2 separate regions of the Homo sapiens genome follow, and region 2 is linked to region 1. Evidence: read pairs that join two places in POLR2A ChIA-PET (ENCODE). Cell type or tissue: K562. All regions are shown on one strand. Each heading gives the region's core, and the rest is flanking DNA. Links, peaks and the distances in the headings are about the cores only. Region 1 holds the start of FBXW9 (F-box and WD repeat domain containing 9). Region 2 overlaps IL27RA (interleukin 27 receptor subunit alpha).

Evidence for each region. ChIA-PET counts read pairs that join two places held together with the same protein. Peaks named below come from ENCODE experiments on the same cell type or tissue, not always from the same donor. Only the 100,000 strongest peaks of a DNase experiment are listed, where the experiment ranks them.
Region 2: POLR2A ChIA-PET joins it to region 1 with 5 read pairs; 1 of 35 experiments calls an interaction of 5 or more read pairs at or near these places.

The regions. Positions count from the first base shown.
Region 1 is chr19:12,692,313-12,699,178 of GRCh38, forward strand. FBXW9 (F-box and WD repeat domain containing 9) reads right to left here and starts at 4,319. Exons shown (of 10, transcript NM_032301.3): 1 at 3,861-4,319; 2 at 2,487-2,626; 3 at 2,282-2,410. The coding sequence starts at 4,269. RefSeq lists enhancers at 4,229-4,278, 4,589-4,648. In K562, for the core only: no CTCF peak of the experiment used is centred there; DNase peaks (open chromatin) are centred at 3,768 and 4,329; H3K4me3 peaks cover 1,500 bases.
Region 2 is chr19:14,041,690-14,044,189 of GRCh38, forward strand. It overlaps IL27RA (interleukin 27 receptor subunit alpha), which reads left to right. Exons shown (of 14, transcript NM_004843.4): 5 at 764-923; 6 at 1,027-1,100. Among named protein-coding and RNA genes, the nearest start is that of IL27RA, 11 kb to the left of the region's middle. RefSeq lists an enhancer at 1,130-1,630. In K562, for the core only: a CTCF peak has its summit at 1,522 (motif pointing left); a DNase peak (open chromatin) is centred at 1,542.

The DNA of each region.
Region 1 (6,866 bases), core at 2,936-5,435:
CGCCTCCCGAGTTCAAGCAATTCTCCTGCCTCAGCCTCCCTAGTAGCTGGGATTACAGGCATGTGCCACCGCGCCAGCTAATTTTGTATTTTTAGTAGAGCCGGGGTTTCTCCATGTTGGTCAGGCTGGTCTCGAACTCCTGACCTCAGATGATCCGCCTGCCTTAGCCTCCCAAAGTGCTGGGATTACAGGCGTGAGCCACTGCATCCGGTCTTTTTTTTTTTTTTGAGACATAGTATCGCTCTGTCGCCCAGGCTGGAGTGCAGTGGCATGATCTCGGCTCACTGCAAGCTCCGCCTCCCGGGTTCATGCCATTCTCCTGCCTCGGCCTCCCGAGTCGCTGGGACTACAGGTGCCCACGCACCACGCCTGGCTAATTATTTGGTATTTTTTGTAGAGTCAGGGTCTCCCATGTTGCCCAGGCTGGTCTCGAACTCCTGGGTTCAAGCAATCCTCCTGCCTCGGCCTCCCAAAGTGTTAGGATTACAGGCCTGAGCAACTAACTGCACCCTGGCCCAATAACATTTCTAAGTCAAGTTCTGCAAGAACTCAGCACCAGTGGTGGTTTGAAGCCACATGACAAGTGATTAAGAGTGTGGCCTCTACTTTGTGACCTGGCAAACCATATCACCTCCCTCAGTTCATTCATCAGCAAATTGGGCAGAAAACATCCCTTGCCTCAGGAGCTAATATGCACAGGGTGCTGAATGCTGACTTTTTGCCCACCAATCCCGCTGAGGAGGGCAATATTGTGTATCTCATTTTACAAATGGGGAAACTGGGCCCCAGAGAGGTTGAGTTTCTCACTCAAGGTCACACAGCCAGGAAGCAGCACAGTGAGAATTTGAACCCAGCATCCTGGCCCCAAGCCCAAGCTCTCAGCTACCGGCCTGACCACCTTAGCGACTGGTGGAGATGCTCCTCCACAGCCACCTCTCACGAGATGACAGTCATGCTCAGAGTTGGCTGATCTCCAAGGGTAGTCTCATAACTGCTTTACACTGGGCCTCTCAAGGTGTACCTGACGTCTATTGAGCACCTACTGTGTGTCAAAGCCTGAGCTTGGCTGGGCACCGTGGCTCATGCCTGTAATCCTAGCATTTTGGAAGGCTGAGTCAGGCAGATCACTTGAGGCCAGGAGTTTGAGACCAGCCTGGCCAACATGGCGAAACCTCGTCTCTACTAAAGGAAAAAAAAAAAAAAAAAAAAAAAAAAAAATATATATATATATATATATATATATATATATACACACACACACACACACACACACACACACACACACACACACACACAAAAGAAATTAGCTGGGCATGGTGGCACATGCCTATAATTCCAGCTACTCAGGAGGCAAGGTTGCAGTGAGCTGAGATTGTGCCACTGCACTATAGCCTGAGCAACAGAGTGAGATTCCATTAAAAAAAAAAAATTAGCTGGGCATGGTGGCAGGCACCTGTAATCCCAGTTACTTGGGAGGCTGAGACAGGAGAATCACTTGAATCCCGGAGGCAGAGGTTGCAGTGGGCCGAGATCATGCCATTGCATTCCAGCCTGGGTGACAGAGGGAGACTCTGTCTCAATAAAAATATAAATAAATAAAGGCCAGGTGACTCATGCCTGTAATCCCAGCACTTTGGGAGGCTGAGGCGGGCAGACCACGAGGTCTGGAGATCGAGACCATCCTGACCAACATGGTGAAACCCTGTCTCTACCAAAAATAAAAAAATTAGCTGGGCATGGTGGTCCTAGCTACTCAGGAGGCTGAGGCAGGAGAATTGCTTAAACCTGGGAGGCAGAGGTTGCAGTGAGCCGAGATTGCATCACTACACTCCAGCCTAGCAACAGAGTGAGACTCCATCTCAAAAAAAAAAAAAAAAAATTAGACAGGTGTGGTGGCATGCACCTGTAGTCCCAGCTACTCAGGAGGCTGAGGCAGGAGAACCGCTTGAACCCGGGAAGCAGAGGTTGCAGTGAGCTGAGATCATGCCACACTCCAGCCTGGGTGACAGAACGAGACTCCGTCTCAAAAAAAAAAAAAAAAAAAGCCTGAGCTTAATGCATGTCCACATTAATGCATAATGCATCTCCTTCATCCTCATCCTAATCACCCACTGGACAGAAGTAGAAACTGAGGCACAGAGAAGTCACACATCTCACTCAAAGTCACACCAAGGTTAGAAAAGTCAGATTCAAATCTATGCGGTCCTGTACCAAAACCTGGGGCCTTAACCAAGATGCCCTACTCAGGCCTCATACCTCCTATCCCCACCTGACTCCTCACCTCATGGGTACTATTTCGCTTAGTGCCTAAGGTCTTGATCAGAACCTGGTTGGACTCCGTCCCCAGCTGCCGCAGGTCCCACAAGTTGACGTTGCGATCTCGGGAGCCCGACAGACAGAGTGACCCACCCTGGAAAGGGAGCAAGGTGATGTTGTCAGGGCCACCCTGGCCCACCCTGCCTGGCCCCCCACAGACCCCGTCTCACCTGGAGCAGCAGCACTGAGTCAACGGAAGCCACGTGGCCTTCGGCCAGGCAGAAGTATTCGACCCAGCGCCCATCCTCTGCCCAGCGGGACAGGTGCTGCTCCAGCGCAATGCAGGCTGCCGGCCAGTCAAAGTTCTTCTCTGTGGGTTACCACGAGTAGGGTGCCCAGTGGGCAGGGACCCTAGCACCCATGCCAGCTGGCCAAGCCCAACCCTGGCTTCCAGGGAGCCCACACTACACCAGACTTGGACAGAACCCCATGGAGATCCCTACTCCCACCCCAAGCCGACCCAGGCTGTGGTCTTGGGACCACCTGCCTGCCCATTTCCCAGGCAGGTCTAGGACTACTCACTCCAATTTCCAGAAATTGGGAACTGGGGTCTCAGAACTACCTCTCCAGGCGCCATCCCCCAACCCAAACTCAGGGCAGAGCAGTCTCAGGATGTTGAGGTCTGACCTCAGGCTCAGCATAGAAGCTGGGACCTCATGACTAACCCTTCCTGCCTCAGCCATCTGAACCAGACCAAGGGGGCTGTTTCTCAAACAGTATCTGGAAACCAGGGAGCCTTGTCAAGATGCAGAATGCAAGCCCCAGATGCAGATTCTGTGATATGGACGGGGTCCAAGCATCTATGTTTATTAAGCTGTTTGGGAGAGTCTGACCTGGGGGTTGGATGGCAACACCTTGAGAATCACTGATCCCGGAGTGATCCTGATTCCTCTCTAAGCAGAATCAAAGCTTCCAGGTTAAGGGTATCAAACACCCAAGCTGTAATACATCTTGGCTTAAGGGCCTGAGGATCCAGCTGTATCAGGATCAACAATATCGATTCAAAGGTCCCAAGCTGTCTTCCCTCAGGAACCAATCAACTCAGGGCCAAGAGCCACTGTCTCACCCCTAACTGGGTCAAGGCTCTAGGGCTCAGGAGTTTTGACATCAACAGGTGCTGTCTCAGCTTCTAAGCTGGACTCAGAACCTGAGGATCCTTGGGCTCACTTTGAGCCCCAGCATAAACTCCAGAGCCTAAGACTTCAAGTCCCTGTGTCAATCCCCAATCAGGGGTCAGTGGCTTAGTACCACAAGACCCCAAGACTGAGGATATTTGGATCCTGAGTCGTCCAGGAACCACAGCCCCATGTTAGGGTTTCACAGCCTCAGGACCCCAAGTGCCTGACTGCCTCGTGGTCCACCCAGAGGTCCTCAGGGGCTTCGGCACCACCAGTAACTACCTTAGCCTCCAGCCTGAGCCAGGACAGCCACGAAGCCTGCACCAGAGGCTGCATCCGGAACACCCCATGTACCTCTTCCCCGCCCCAAGCCTGACCTGGGCGGGCGCCCCCGGCCCCCGGTCCCCGGCCCCCGGCCCCGCGCACCTTCCACCACTGGGTAGGGCGCGCGTACGCGGCGTAGCGCGCGTAGCCTCCAGGTGACATGGTCAGACACGAGGTCGCGGAGCGCGTGGCACACCCGCGACAGGACGTGGAGCACGAGGCGGGCGTCCAGGTAGGAGCAGATCTCGAGCAGCAGCTCCGGGGGAAGGCTCAGAAGGCCCGGCTCACTTACGGCCGAAACCCTGGACGCGGCCCGAGGCTCCGAAGCGCTCGGGGACGCGGCGGGTGTGGATAGCTGCGAGGGGCGCGAGAACGCCAGCCCGGATTTTGGCGGACTGAGAACGCGGGCCACGTAGGCCTTGGCCTGCGCGTCTGGGTCTGTCTCTGACTCTGGGTCCGAGTCATCGTCCCAGGTGCGGGAATCATCGCACCGCCCTAGGGGAAGCTCCATTGCGACCGGGTGGGCGCTGCCGGCCTCGCGTCTTGTCTCCTAGGCAGCACGAGGGCACTTCCGGCGCTGTCTGATGACGTTTATGCGCCCACCGGAAGCGACGAAGTCAGACACTGGCTTAATACAGAACATCGCCCCGCTTACAGGGTCTCTTGCAACTGCGTCGGCCTTAGGCTGGAAAATGCAGGTTCCTGTTTCTGCGCTTTTTAAACTAGCCGATACCGAGAGCCAGCCAACTCTAGCTAAAAACGAAACTCAAGCCAGGCGGGGTGGCGCGCGCCTGTAGTTCCAGATACTCAGGAAGGTGAAGGGGTAGGATCCCTTGAGTCCAGGAGTTCGAGACTGCAGTGAGCCATGGTTGTGCCACTGTACTCCAACCTGCGCAACATAGTGAGACCCTGTCTCTTTAAATTAGACATAAAATAAACACTGCTTTAACGAAGGCATCTGTTATATGTGACACTGAGCTTAGAAACCCAAAGGCCCCTTTCCGAGTTCAAGGAGTAGAGATTGGAACTCTTGCCTCTTTTCCCAGAGCCAGAAATATGCAGTTACACTGCAGAGGCATCAGTTAAGTGACTTTTTTTTTTTTTTTTTTTTTTTTTGAGAAAGGAACTGGGGCCTCAGAACTACCTCTCCAGACCCCATTCCCCAACCCAACCTTGGAGGACAGCAGTTCAGTCCTCCAAGCGGAGTGCTTGGCTCATTGCAACCTCCGCTTTCTGGACTCAAGTGATCCTCCACCTCGGCCCCCCAGGTAGCTGGGACTACAGGCGCGCACCACCACACCCGGCTAATTTTTGTATTCTTTTGTAAAGACAGGGTTTCACTACGTTGTCCAGGCTGGTCTGGAACTCCTGAGCTCAAGCCATCCGCCCCCAACTTGGTCTCCCAAAGTACCAGGATTACAGGCGTGAACCATCGCGCCTGGTGGAAAGCTACCTTTTTCTTTTTTCTGAGACGGAGTCTCACTCTGTCACCCAGGCTGGTGTGCAGTGGCGCGATCTCGGCTGGCTGCAACCTCCGCCTCCCGGGTTCAAGCGATTCTCCTGCCTCAGCCTCTAGAGTAGCTGGGAATACAGGCACGCGCCACCACTCCTGGCTAATTTTTGTATTTTTCAGTAGAGACGGGGTCGCACTATGTTGGCCAGGCTGGTCTCAAACTCCTGACCTCGTGATCCGCCCGCCTCAGCCTCCCGAAGTGATGGGATGACAGGCGTGAGCCACTGCGCCCGGCCTAACATCACACTTACTAAAACAGCATGTTGGCCGGGTGCGGTGGCTCAGGCCTGTAATCCCACCACTTCGAGAGGCAAGGTGGGTTAATCACTTGAGGTCAGGAGTTCAAGACCAGCCTGGCCAACAAGGTGAAACCCCTTCCTACTAAAAATACAAAGAATTGGCCGGGTGTGGTGGCAGGCACCTGTAATCTCAGCTGCTCAGAGGCTGAGGCAGGAGAATCACTTGAGCCTGGGAGGCGGAGGTTGCAGTGAGCCGAGATGGCATCATTGCACTCCAGCTTGGGCAACAAGAGCAAAACTCCGTCTCAAACAAAAAAACTGCAGGTATTTACTGCAAGCCTCTTTTGAGCCAGGCAGCTAACCAATCCACGTAGGTCATCTGCGCAGTCCTTGCTGTTTGCTCTACTTGACACTCTTCTCTCCATGGCTCTGTTCAAACATCGTCTTCTCAGTGTGGCCTTTGCAGGTCACCCTACATAAGATTTCAACCGTTTCCCCCACCATTCTCTCTGCCTTCCTGTTTTTCTCTATAGGACTTAGCACAGTTCCACTTTTTATACTCTATCCTCTCACTAGAATGCAGGACTTATTTGTTGAATATTGGATGTGTGTCAGTATTTTTAAATTTTCCCACGTTGGTCTTTGGGCCACACCAAGGTTGCAGTAAGATTTTATTTTGGCTGGGGGCGGTGGCCCACACCTGTAATCCCAGCACTTTGGGAGGCTAAAGTAGGTGGATTGCTTGAGCCCAGGAGTTCAAGACCAGCCTCAGCAACATAGCGAAAACCCCCTCTACAAAAAATACAAAAATTAGCCAGCATGGTGGCATGCACCTGTAGTCCCAGCTACTTGGGTGGCTGAGGTGGGAGGACTGGTTGAGCCAGGGAGGTTGAGGTTGCACTGAGCCATGATTGCGCCACTGCACTCCAGCCTGGGTGACGGAGCAAGACCCGGTCTCAAAAAAAAGAAAGATTTTATTCTGAAGATTGTGGTTTCCCCCCACAGCTGAAACTACTTCTCATTTGCCTGAGTAATTGTAACTAATATTAATTAAATTACCCTCGGCCTGGGGCTGGGCTGAACCTTCTATGAAAACCTTGACCCAGGGTCAGCTGATGATAAGAGTGCGGCAAGGCCTCACCCCTTACCACTCAGTTTAGAGTACGGCAGAGGGGCATCTTGAACCTGGGCTGTGACACTAATGGCTCACCCTTAGTGAGCTGAAGTCCCAGAGAATGAGCTGCACATTTCATATATGTTACAAATTTAATCTTCCATCTTTCACATTCGTCTATCTTCCCACTCTCAAGTATCCCCGGTGCCCCCGACATTTCTTCACTACCAAAGCCAAGGACA
Region 2 (2,500 bases), core at 1-2,500, 1.3 Mb after region 1:
ACTGTGGCAATTTTTTTGACAGGCCCATGTTCTGGAAACCCCCTTGGTCCTGGGCAAATACAAATGGTTGCTCACTCTGCTGATAGATAAGTTCAAGTACCAGCTAGGCGCAGTAGCTCTAATCCCAGCACTTTGGGAGGCCGAGGTGGGCAGATCACCTAAGGTCAGGAGTTCAAGACCAGCCTGGCCAAGATGGTGAAACCCCGTCTCTACTAAAAATACAAAAATTGGCTGGGCTTGGTGGCTCACACCTGTAATCCCAGCACTGTGGGAGGCCGAGGCGGGCGGATCACGAGGTCAGGAGATCGAGACCATCTTGGCCAACATGGTGAAACTCTGTCTCTACTAAAATACAAAAAATTAGCTGGGCATGGTGGCGCGTGCCTGTAATCCCAGCTACTTGGGAGGCTGAGGCAGGGGAATCGCTTGAACCCAGGAGGCAGAGGTTGAAGTGAGCTGAGATCGTGCCACTGCACTCCAGCCTGGCGACAGAGCAAGACTCTGCCTCAAAAAAAAAAAAAAAAAAATTAACCAGGTGTGGTGGTGGGTGCCTGTAATCCCAGCTACTCAGGAGGCTGAGGCAGGAGAATTGCTTGAACCCAGGAGGGAGAGGTTGCAGTGAGCCAAGATCACACCACTGCACTCTAGCCTGGGCCACAACGAGACTGTCTCAAAACGAAAAACAAAGGAAAAAAAAAAAGATAAGTTCAAATACCCTTGACTCAGGCCCTGGGCCCATCACGCTCGCCTGTCTCTCCCCCAGCTGGAACCGGAGCTGAAGACCATACCCCTGACCCCTGTTGAGATCCAAGATTTGGAGCTAGCCACTGGCTACAAAGTGTATGGCCGCTGCCGGATGGAGAAAGAAGAGGATTTGTGGGGCGAGTGGAGCCCCATTTTGTCCTTCCAGACACCGCCTTCTGGTGAGGATATCTGGGCTTGCCCTCAATCCACGCCCCTCCCACCCCCAGAAGTCTGTCCAATCATGTCCCACTCATTTGTTCCCCGTTTCCTCATCCTTGCCAGCTCCAAAAGATGTGTGGGTATCAGGGAACCTCTGTGGGACGCCTGGAGGAGAGGAACCTTTGCTTCTATGGAAGGTGAGCTTCAGGCACCAGTTACATTTCTCTGCACGTGTTAGGAAACCCCTAAATAACAATGACATAAGGCCGGATGCAGTGGCTCACGCTTGTAATCCCAACACTGCTGTGGGAGGCCGAGGAGGGTGGATCACTTGAGGTCAGCAGTTGGAGACCAGCCTGGCCAACATGGTGAAACCCCATCTCTACTAAAAATACAAAACTTCACGGGGAGTGGTCGTGGGCGCCTGTAATCCCAGCTACTCTGGAGGCTGAGGCAGAAGAATCACTTGAACCCAGGAGGTGAAGGTTGCAGTGAGCCGAGATCACACCACTGCACTCCAGCCTGGGCAACAAGAGTGAAACTCCGTCTCCAAAACAAAAAACAAACAAAACCCAATGACATAAACAAGACAGAGTTTACCATGCTGCCCCCTTGAGGTTGCTTCGAAGATTCAAGGATGGGTTGCTAAAGTGGTCAGCACAGGGTGGGGCATGGAGCAAGTCTCCACCAATGTCAGCTGCTTCCGAGAGGTCTGAGCCATAAGGATGGGTGCAGATATTCCGGGCAGGGGCAGCAGATGCAAAAACCTGACAGCGAGACTGGAGCTCAGCTCCAGAAAATATAACACAGTGTGCTAAGAGTTTATTTATTCATTTATTTATTTTGAGATGGAGTCTCGCTCTGTTGCCCAGGCTGGAGTGCAGCAGCGTCATCTCATCTCAGCTCACTGCAACCTCCACCTCCCAGGTTCAAGCCATTCTCTGCCTCAGCCTCCCAAGTAGCTGGGATTACAGGTGCCCCCCCACCACGCCCGGCTAATTTTTGTATTTTTAGTAGAGATGGGGGTTTCACCATCTTGGCCAGGGGGGCCTTGAACTCCTGACCTCATGATCCAGCCACCTCGGCCTCCCAAAGTGCTGGAATTACAGGCGGGAGCCACCGCGCCTGGCCTGTGCTAAGAGTTTAAATGCTAGTATCAAAAGGGTATTAATAGGCTGGGCATGGTGGCTCATGCCTGTAATCCCAGCACTTTGAGAGGCTCAGGTGGGCAGATCACTTGAGGTCAGGAGTTCGAGACCAGCCTGGCCAACATGGTGAAACCCCATCTCTACTAAAAATACAAAAATTAGCTGGGCCTGGTGGCAGGCACCTGTAATCCCAGCTACTTAGGAGGCTGAGACAGGAGAATCGCTTGAACCTGGGAGGTGGAGGTTGCAGTGAGCTGAGCTCGAGCCACTGCACTCCAGTCTGGGCAACAAGAGCAAGACTCTGTCTCACAAAAAAAAAAAAAAAAAAGGTATTATAAAATGGCTGACAAGGTGCAATTATCCTCACTGATTCAAATCTGTGAAGCACCTGCTATGTGCCAGGTGGCATTGCTTGACCCTTGCTCTCAGTAAATAAGCAAAGGAACACG